Linked DNA regions of Homo sapiens: region 2 is linked to region 1. A link is a loop called in an ENCODE intact Hi-C map of the cell type or tissue named here. Cell type or tissue: sigmoid colon. All regions are shown on one strand. Links, peaks and the distances in the headings refer to the core of each region. The heading gives the core; the rest is flanking DNA. Region 1 overlaps SULT2B1 (sulfotransferase family 2B member 1). Region 2 holds the start of LMTK3 (lemur tyrosine kinase 3).

Evidence for each region. Peaks named below come from ENCODE experiments on the same cell type or tissue, not always from the same donor. Only the 100,000 strongest peaks of a DNase experiment are listed, where the experiment ranks them.
Region 2: a loop joins it to region 1, with 2.7 times the contacts of the local background. A loop is called at or near these places in 15 of 110 quality-filtered maps.

The regions. Positions count from the first base shown.
Region 1 is chr19:48,566,596-48,570,976 of GRCh38, forward strand. The region is part of intron 1 of SULT2B1 (sulfotransferase family 2B member 1); the gene reads left to right. Among named protein-coding and RNA genes, the nearest start is that of SULT2B1, 17 kb to the left of the region's middle. In sigmoid colon, for the core only: no CTCF peak of the experiment used is centred there; a DNase peak (open chromatin) is centred at 1,946.
Region 2 is chr19:48,508,800-48,513,180 of GRCh38, forward strand. It overlaps LMTK3 (lemur tyrosine kinase 3), which reads right to left and starts at 3,036. Exons shown (of 15, transcript NM_001388485.1): 1 at 2,702-3,036; 2 at 1,660-1,793; 3 at 1,224-1,374; 4 at 638-714; 5 at 52-170. The coding sequence starts at 2,777. In sigmoid colon, for the core only: no CTCF peak of the experiment used is centred there; a DNase peak (open chromatin) is centred at 1,912; H3K27ac peaks cover 979 bases; H3K27me3 peaks cover 2,601 bases.

The DNA.
Region 1 (4,381 bases), core at 274-4,273:
TTTTGGGAGACTGAGGCGGGTGGATTGCTTGAGCTCGGGAGTTCCAGACCAGCCTGGGCAACATGGTAAAACCCCGTTTTTACTAAAATATAAAAAATTAGCTGGGCGTGGCAGTGTGCTCCTGTAATCCCAGCTAGTCAGGAGGCTGAGATGGGAGAATCACTTGAACCCGGGAGGCAGAGGTTGCAGTGAGCCAAAATTGTGTCACTGCACTCCGGCTTTGGTGACACAGTGAGACTCTGTCAAAAAAAAAAAAAATTAGAGGGACGTGTTGGCACACACCTGTAATCCCAGCTTCTTGGGAAGTTGAGACATGAGAATCACTTGAACCTGGGAGGTGCTAGTTGCAGTGAGCCGTGATTGTGTCACTGCACTCCAACCTGGGCGATAGAGCAAGACTCTGTTTTAAAAAAAAAGAGAGGGAGAGGGAGAGATGCAGAGATGCATGTATAACCCAAGTCCCTGTCAAGATGTAAACTCCTTTTGAGTGGCTGAATTCCAGCGTTTTTCCAGGTCCAGACTCATTTACCCCGTCCCCTGTTGTTTCTGGCCTCTCTTGGAACATCATTGCCATGATCGCCCTGGGATATATTTCACTGCGCGCTTCCTCAAGGGCATCTGTCTATTCCTTATGTTTCTAGGGGGTCAGGTTCATTCGGGGATCTGGCAAATAGAACACAGTATTTAACCAGGCACGGTGGCTCACACTTGTAATCCCAGCACTTTGGGAGGCTGAGGCGGGCAGATCACGAGGTCAGGAGTTTGAGACCAGCCTGACCAACATGGAGAAATCCCGTCTCTACTAAAAATACAAAAATTAGCCAGGCGTGGTGGTGCACGCCTGTAATCTCAGCTACTCAGGAGTCTGAGGCAGGAGAATCGCTTGAACCCAGAAGGCAGAGGTTGCAGTGAACTAAGATCATGCCTGGGCGACAGAGCGAGACTCTGTCTCAACAACAACAAAAAAAGAACACAGTGTTACCCGTGTGTCGGACATTGGCTTTGAAGGTAGGAAGGACATAGCACAGGGAAAAATTCTGCCACTTCCCAGCTCTCCTGCTAGTGAGGAAGGCAGATTTAAAGAAGGCAACAGACCAGGTGCGGTGGCTCACGCCTGTAACCCCAGCACTCTGGGAGGCTGAAGTGGGAGGGTCGCTTGAGCTGAGGAGTTCAAGACCAACCTGAGCAATGTGGTGAGACTCTATCTCTACAAAAAATGTAAACATTAGCCAGGTGTGGTGGTGTATGCCTGTAGTCCCAGCTACTCAGGAGGCTAGGCTGAGGCAGGAAAATCACTTGAGCCTAGGAGACTGAGGCTGCAGTAAGCTGTGACCGCATCACTGCACTCCAGCCTGAGCAACAGAGCAAGGCCCTGTATCCAAAAAATAAAAATAAGCAGGGCACGGTGGCTTATGCCTGTAATCCCAGCACTTTGGGAGGCCAAGGCAGGAGAATCCCACGAGCCCAGGAGTTCAAGACCAGTCTGGGCAACATAGCGAGACCCCTGTCTCTACAAAAAATTTAAGAATTAGCTGAGTGTGGTGGCACACACCTGTAGTCCCAGCTACTGGGGAAACTGAGGTGGGAGGATCGTTTGAGCCCAGGAGCCGGAGGGTGGAGGTCGAGGGTGCAGTGAGCCAAGATCAAGCCACTGCATTCCAGCCTGTGCAACAGAGTGAGACTCCATCTCAAAAAAAAAAAAAAAAAGTATTAAAAAGGGCCGCAAAGGAGGCCAGCAGGATGCGGAGATGGGCAGTAATGTGCACGGGGTGGGAGGTCTCTTGCTTTAGCCAAGGTGGTCAGGGAAGACCCAAGCCCTGAAGACAGAGAAGGAGCTGGCCTTGAATCCTGTAAATGTTCCCAAACGATCTCCCTAAGAGGTTATGCCAGTCACACTCCTGCCAAGAGAGTATCTCTGCGCCACGGCCAAGGGTGAGTCATCCTGCTGAGAGGTTGAGCTGGGGACGCCTGCCCAGATGGGCTCCAAGTGAGGGAGAGCCTGGCGGGGAGAACAGCCCGGACAGAGGCAGGGCAGGGCGCCGGGACACTGCTTGGCGCGTCCTGGGAGTGAAGCGCATTGAACCCAGCTCAGGCTGGTGGTGGGGGAGTCTTGGCAATGCTCTCTCTCCAAAGGCGAGTTGATCACAGACGCTGGCAGTGAGTCAGCGGCACCGCCAGGGCTGCTGAGAAATCCCTCCTGCTGTCCGATCGCATTCCTGGAAGGGTGGGCCGCTCAGGGCCCCCCAGCTCCAGTCCCACTCAGGCCCCAGAATCCCAGCAGCCCACCACTCACTTCTTTGCGCTCACTCTTCCTTCTGGTCCCCACACACCGCTCCCTCTCTCGCTACCTTCAGTCTTTGCTCAGATGTCGAGTTCCCAGAGGGGCCTCCCTGACGCCACCGTTCTAGCAGCATTTAGCATTTAGATAAATGACAAATTTTAGATTAAATGTTAGATAAATTTTAGGCTGGGCGTGGTGGCTCACGCCTGTAATCCCAGCACTTTAGGAGGCTGAGGCAGGCAGATCACAAGGTCAGGAGATCGAGACCATCCTGGGTAACATGGTGAAACCCTGTCTCTACTAAAAATACAAAAAATTAGCAGGGCGTGGTGGCGGGCGCCTGTAGTCCCAGCTACTCAGGAGGCTGAGGCAGCAGAATGGCGTGAATCCAGGAGGCGGAGCTTGCAGTGAGCCAAGATCGCGCCACTGCACTCCAGCCTGGGCGACAGAGAGAGACTCCGTCTCAAAAAAAAAAAAAAAAAAAAACATATATATATATATATATATATATATATATATATATGATAAATTTTAGATAAATTTTTATCTAAAATTGTAACTCACTGGATTCAGTGACATCTATCTGTAATCCCAGCACTTTAGGAGGCTGAGGTGGGAGGATCGCTTGAGCCCAGGAGTTTTCTTTCTTTTTTTTCTTATTTTTTAAAGAGATTGGGTTCTCACTCTGTGTAGCCCAGGCTGGTCTTGAACTCCTGGCCTCAAGCAGTCCTCCCATCTAGGCCTCCCAAAGTGTTGGGATTACAGGCATGAGCCACCATGCCTGGCCTCAAGATTGGTTTTTTGTTCTGAGACACAGACTCACTCTGTCACCCAGGCTGGAGTGCAGTGACATGATCCCAGCTCACCATGACCTCCGCCTCCCAGGTTAAAGTGATTCTCCTGCCTCAGGCTCCTGAGTAGCTGGGATTATAAGCATGCGCCACCACGCCTGGCTAATTTTGTATTTTTAGTAGAGATGGGGTTTCGCCATGTTGCCGAGGCTGGTCTCAAACTCCTGATGTCAAGTGATCCACCTGTCTCGGCTTCCTAAAGTGCTGGGATTAGAGGCATGAGCCACCTCGTCAAGATTGTTAATCACATCTGCAAAGTCCGTTTGGCCATTTGTGGAACACAGTCTCAGATTTCAAGGATTAGGACGACAACATCATTGGAGGCTGTGATTTGGCCAACCACAGTCACAGAGATGGAATTACACAGAGTTTACCTTCCAAGTCTGGCTCTTTCACTCAGTGCAATGCCTGGGAGAGCCTTCCCTGTGGCTGTGGGAACCGCCGGTTTGTTCTTTTTTTTTTTTTTTCTGAGGCGGAGTTTCACTCTTGTTGCCCAGGCTGGAGTGCAATGGCGCGATCTGGGCTCACTGCAACCTCCACCTCCCAGGTTCAAGTGATTCTCCTGCCTCAGCCTCCCAAAAAGCTGGGATTACAGGCGTGCACCACCATACCCAGCTAATTTTTGTATTTTATTAGAGACGGGGTTTCGCCATGTTGGCCAGGCTGGTCTCAAACTCCTGACCTCAGGTGATTTGCCTGCGTCAGCCTCCCAAAGTACTGGGATTACAGGCGTGAGCCACCGAGCCCGGCCAGTTCTTTTTCATCGCTGAGTAGTATCGCATGGCACAGAATACTGCTGTTTATCCACTTACCCATGCAAGGACGTTTGAGCTGTTCCCAGGGTTTGGCAATTATGAGTACAGTGGCTATAAACATGAGTGTAGATGAGGGTCAAGTGTAGATGTTGGTTTGAACATATAGGCTTCCATTTCTCTTGGACAAACACCCAGAAGGGAGAGTGACTCTGGTTTTTGCTGGTTTTTGTTTTCCGTTTTTGTTTTTGTTTTTTTTTTCTGAGACAGAGTCTCACTCTGTTCCCCAGGCTGGAGTGCAGTGGCGCGATCTCGGCTCACTGCAACCTCTGCCTCCCAGGTTCAAGATTCTCCTGCCTGAGCCTCCCGAGTAGCTGGGACTACAGGCGCCCGCCACCACGCCCGGCTAATTTTTTGTATTTTTAGTAGAGACGGGGTTTCACCATGTTAGCCAGGATGGTCTCGATCTCCTGACCTCAGGTGATCCGCCCACCTCA
Region 2 (4,381 bases), core at 288-4,287, 58 kb before region 1:
TCCTGAATGTCACCTCAACAAGGCACACACCCACTGAGAAACCCTCAGTACCTGTACGGCTGTGCTTCCGAGATGAACTTGCGTTGCTCCAGGGGCCCCGCGCTGGCTCGGAGCTCCTTCACCACCACCTGGGCGGGGGTGTAGTCGGAGAAAATCTCTCCCAGGATCACCTGGTCAAGGGGCACCCAGGAGTCAGCGAGTGCCGTTTCCCCAGCCCCGTCCCCTGGGACCAGCTCCACTCCACCACACAGCTCCCAACCCCCGGCTCCTTCCCAGCTTCTCCCTCCACATCCCACCACCCTTGACCCCCACCAGACATGGGGTGAGACACTCACGGGCCCAGAATCCGATGGACGCAGGGACGGATGGAAGGATGGACAGACGGACGGACGCGTGGAGAGCCGGGTGGCGCGGCGGAGTGGTCAATGGAGTGAGGAGGGAGGCGCTGACTGACAGATGTCGGGGATGGGGCGGGTGGGAGCCGGTGAGAGGTGGACGGAGGGGGGATGGGAGGCTGAGGGGGCATGGGGAGGAGGCGAGGGACAGATGAGAAGTGGTGAGAGCAGGGGTGTGGACACAGAACAGGAGGACAGCTCGGGATCCATGGAGCCCTGCCTCCCCTCCCCAGCCCACTCACCTTCCCAAACCAGCCACTCCCAATCTCCTGCAGGTAGCTCAGGTGCTGCCGGCTAAGGCCCAGGGGGGTGGTCATGTCTGGGGAGGGCAAGAGGGGAAAGCCCCTGAGTCTCTCCCCCTTCCTGAGTGCTACCAACACACCCCAGGTCAGTGGGGACTGAGACAGAGCAGACATCACTCTCTTTTCATTGGCTGCCACCCACATTCCATGTCAGAATCTCAGCTTCCTCATTGGCTGCTCACAAGGCTCCAGCATCCAATCAGTCCTTCCTTTTGGCATCCCAAGCTCCTATGATGTGATTTCAGCCTCCCATTGGCTGCCTCTGAGACTGTGCTCTATGGTAATCTCACCACCGCTTGCCCCTTAAAAATCCCCAAATCTGGTTTTGGATTAAGCAATGGCTTCCACCAAGATGATCTTTGTCTGCCTCCCCATAGGCTGCTTCCAAGATTCCAGCGCTCCCACCTATGCCTTTCCCATTGGCTGCCGCTGGTCTCAACCGCCCCAGCCCCTGAAGGAACACACTCAACATCTTCTGGCCTTTCCCGGGACACCATGGGATGCTGGTCATGGCGTGGGGCAGTACCTGAGTGTGAAGGCTGCGGGGCAGGCATTGGCAGGGAGACCTCAGCCAGCGGGAGAATGTAGACATCAGGCAGCGACTGTGAGGAGGAGGTCTCCTCCGCAGGGGGAGTGTACTCCCCGGAGCAGTCCTCCCCTTCAGGGTTCTCAAATTCCTGGGGCCAGGAGAGGAGAAGAGGGGTGGGAGAACGCAGGGCTGAGAGACACGCCATCGTCTTTCTCTTAAGTTTGTCTCCCCTTCATTTTTGTAACTGTCTCCCAGTCCCAGCCCAATTTCCATCCCCCATTTCCCCATCCCAAGGCTCCAGATCTTGCCATAGCTTCAAGCTGGAAGGTGCTCTCGGATTTACTGCCCCCTTCTCCCCACCAACCACCTGTGTAGGGGGTAAAGGCCTTGCTGGAGTCTTCCTCCCCAAGTTGAATCCCCTCATGCACCTCACCTTGAAGCCGACATCGCCCCGTTTGCAGCACAGACAGGTGAGGAGGAGGAAGATGAAGGCCAGCAGGCCGGAGCAGGAAATGAGGACCACAGCGTAGGGAGGAGCCAGAGGAGCCCGGCCCAGGGCGAATCCATCTGTGGGCACAGGGCTGGGCTGGGGTCCCAGCTTCAAGTCCCTGGATACCGGAATCATGCCCCCTCCCGTCCCGGCACGTCTTGGACTACAACTCCCGTGATGCTCTGCGACCAGGGTCCCTTGGCAGAGGTGCAGAGTGGCCCAAGGCATTGTGGGAGTTGTAGTTTGGGGCCTTCCCAAGTGGTTGGATTGGGGGTGGGGTCTCTCTTCTCGTCCCAAACTGGGACCCCCGCCACCTCATCCCACCCCATCCCCTCACCCCAGGCTTGGATGAATTCCAATGAGGGTTGAAGGAAAGAGGAGTGATAGTGAAGTCTGGAGCTTGCAGAATTTAAAATACGCTCCCGTGGACAGCCTCATTACCCCTCGTTGGGGAGGAGGACTAGCTCTCAGCTGCAGGCTGGGAGAAGATTCTTGCCCCATGCTGGAACCCCCCAGTTTGTGGGGTTGAGATCTGTCTCTTTTAGGGACGCTTGGCGCACACCGATGTTCTCTATCCCCAGCCCAAGACCCAGAGAAGGGAACTCCGCAAGCCCTGGGTCTCTCCAGAAGCCAGAGACAGCCTCCCGTGTTGTGTCCCCCTTAGAAATAGTATTCCTGTCCTCTGCCCCCAATTCTCCCAGAGGCCCTGTCCTTCCCCTTCTTCCTGCACACACCAGCACAAACACATGCGTGCACGCATACACACATGTTGCCCAAACGGAGCCCCCTCCCCACCCAGCCCCCAGCCTCCCTCCCACAGGCCCTGCTGACAGAGGCACCGTCCCCGCCGCTCCGGGCCCTGCTGGGCTGCGGGAAGACGCGCACCAGGTGACGGGGCAGGACCCGCAGACAGACCCCTGGGCAGACAGCGAGGCCGCCGCGGGGGTGGGGGCCACCGGACAGACTGATGGCCCGACAGACTCACCGGGGTGGGCCGGGGACGCCAGGCAGCCGGAGGCGGAGACGGCCGCAAGGAGGATGAGGGCGCCGGGGGCAGGCATCTTGTCGAGGATGGCAGGGAGGTGGAGGTGGTGGCGGCTGGGGAGGAGGGGGGGGCGGGCCCTCAGCCCCCAGCCATGGGGACCCGCGCGACCCTGGCCTCCTCCCGGCCCAGGAGAGGGGCAGGAGACGCAGGACAGGGGGAGGGAGGGGCTGCTTGCTGGCTCAGGTACCCCCCTCCCCCTCTTTGAAGGGACAGACGGATGAAGGGATGGAGAGGCGGACAGAGGAGAGATGCTGGGGAGCCGGGGTTGCTGGGGTGGGGGGGAGAGGGTAGGATGGGGGGGGCGAGAAAGAGGGCCCCGCCCCCGAGGGCAGCCAGGATTGGGGGAGCAGAGAGCCTGTCACAGGAAGGGTGGGAGGAGGGAGGATGGAGCGTCGTCATGGCAACTGGCTCCCCCGTAGCATTGGCTGCCAGGAGGGAGGGGAGGAAATGGGAGGGGGAGGGACAGACAGGGACCGGCACACACTTGCAGCGGGGGTGGGGGGGCAGGGCCCACGGGTGCCTGGCCCGGACACCGCTGTGACATGCCACCAGCATGGACACATGTGCTACACGCTAAGATGCAGATGTCAGGCACGCGCAGCCCACACACAGCTGACACACGTCGCAGGGACCCTCATAGACAAGCGCATCACATACAAAGGTGGACAGCCATCAGCAGACGGGGACACGTACACGTCACACACAAAGACGCAGGGACCGCACTGGAAACGCACAGGCAGGCCAGCTTCCAGCACAGATGCACCCGGCCACGCAGGAACGTCAAAGCATCACAAAGACCCACACATGCCCCGGACAAAGTAAAGCCCCAGATCCACAGACGCACACGCCACAGACAAAGATCCCCACGGACACCACTGTGACATGCTGACACTCATAGTCACAGCCACGCAGACAGTCCCTAGACAAATGGGCAACAAAGAATACCCACAGACACAAGTATCACATACATGCACGTCACACAGACATGCACAGACAGCAATTGCACAGACACACGCAGACACACACATCACATGAACTAACATAGACACGGACACAGCAGCTACACAGAGACAGGCACATCACATACATGAGTACACAGAAACATAATACATGCATGTATACGGACACGTAACATGCATCACTCACACGGACACAAGCTTCACTCACATGGATACACACAGACACACTACATACACATGCATGCGGGCACACACAACTCATACATACAGGGCTACATAAATCACATGCAAAAATACACATAAATACACCACACACTGATACATACAGACACATATAACATGCACATATACACAGTCACACATACATAAGCACAGACATAGGCACACAGATCAAATACACAGACACACAGAGTTGCACACATCACATACCTAAACAGACATGGACACACACATCACAAATACACACACCTTTCACACAAGGTTACAAAGACACAGAACCCCACCACAGTCACACATCACATACATAAACACACACTGGCACACATAACACATACAAAGAGTCACACACCCACAACACAGACACAGACACGCGCACAGACACACGGGTCGCAAATACCCACGTTTCCCGTGCGGTTACGCAGACATTACACAACCACAGCAC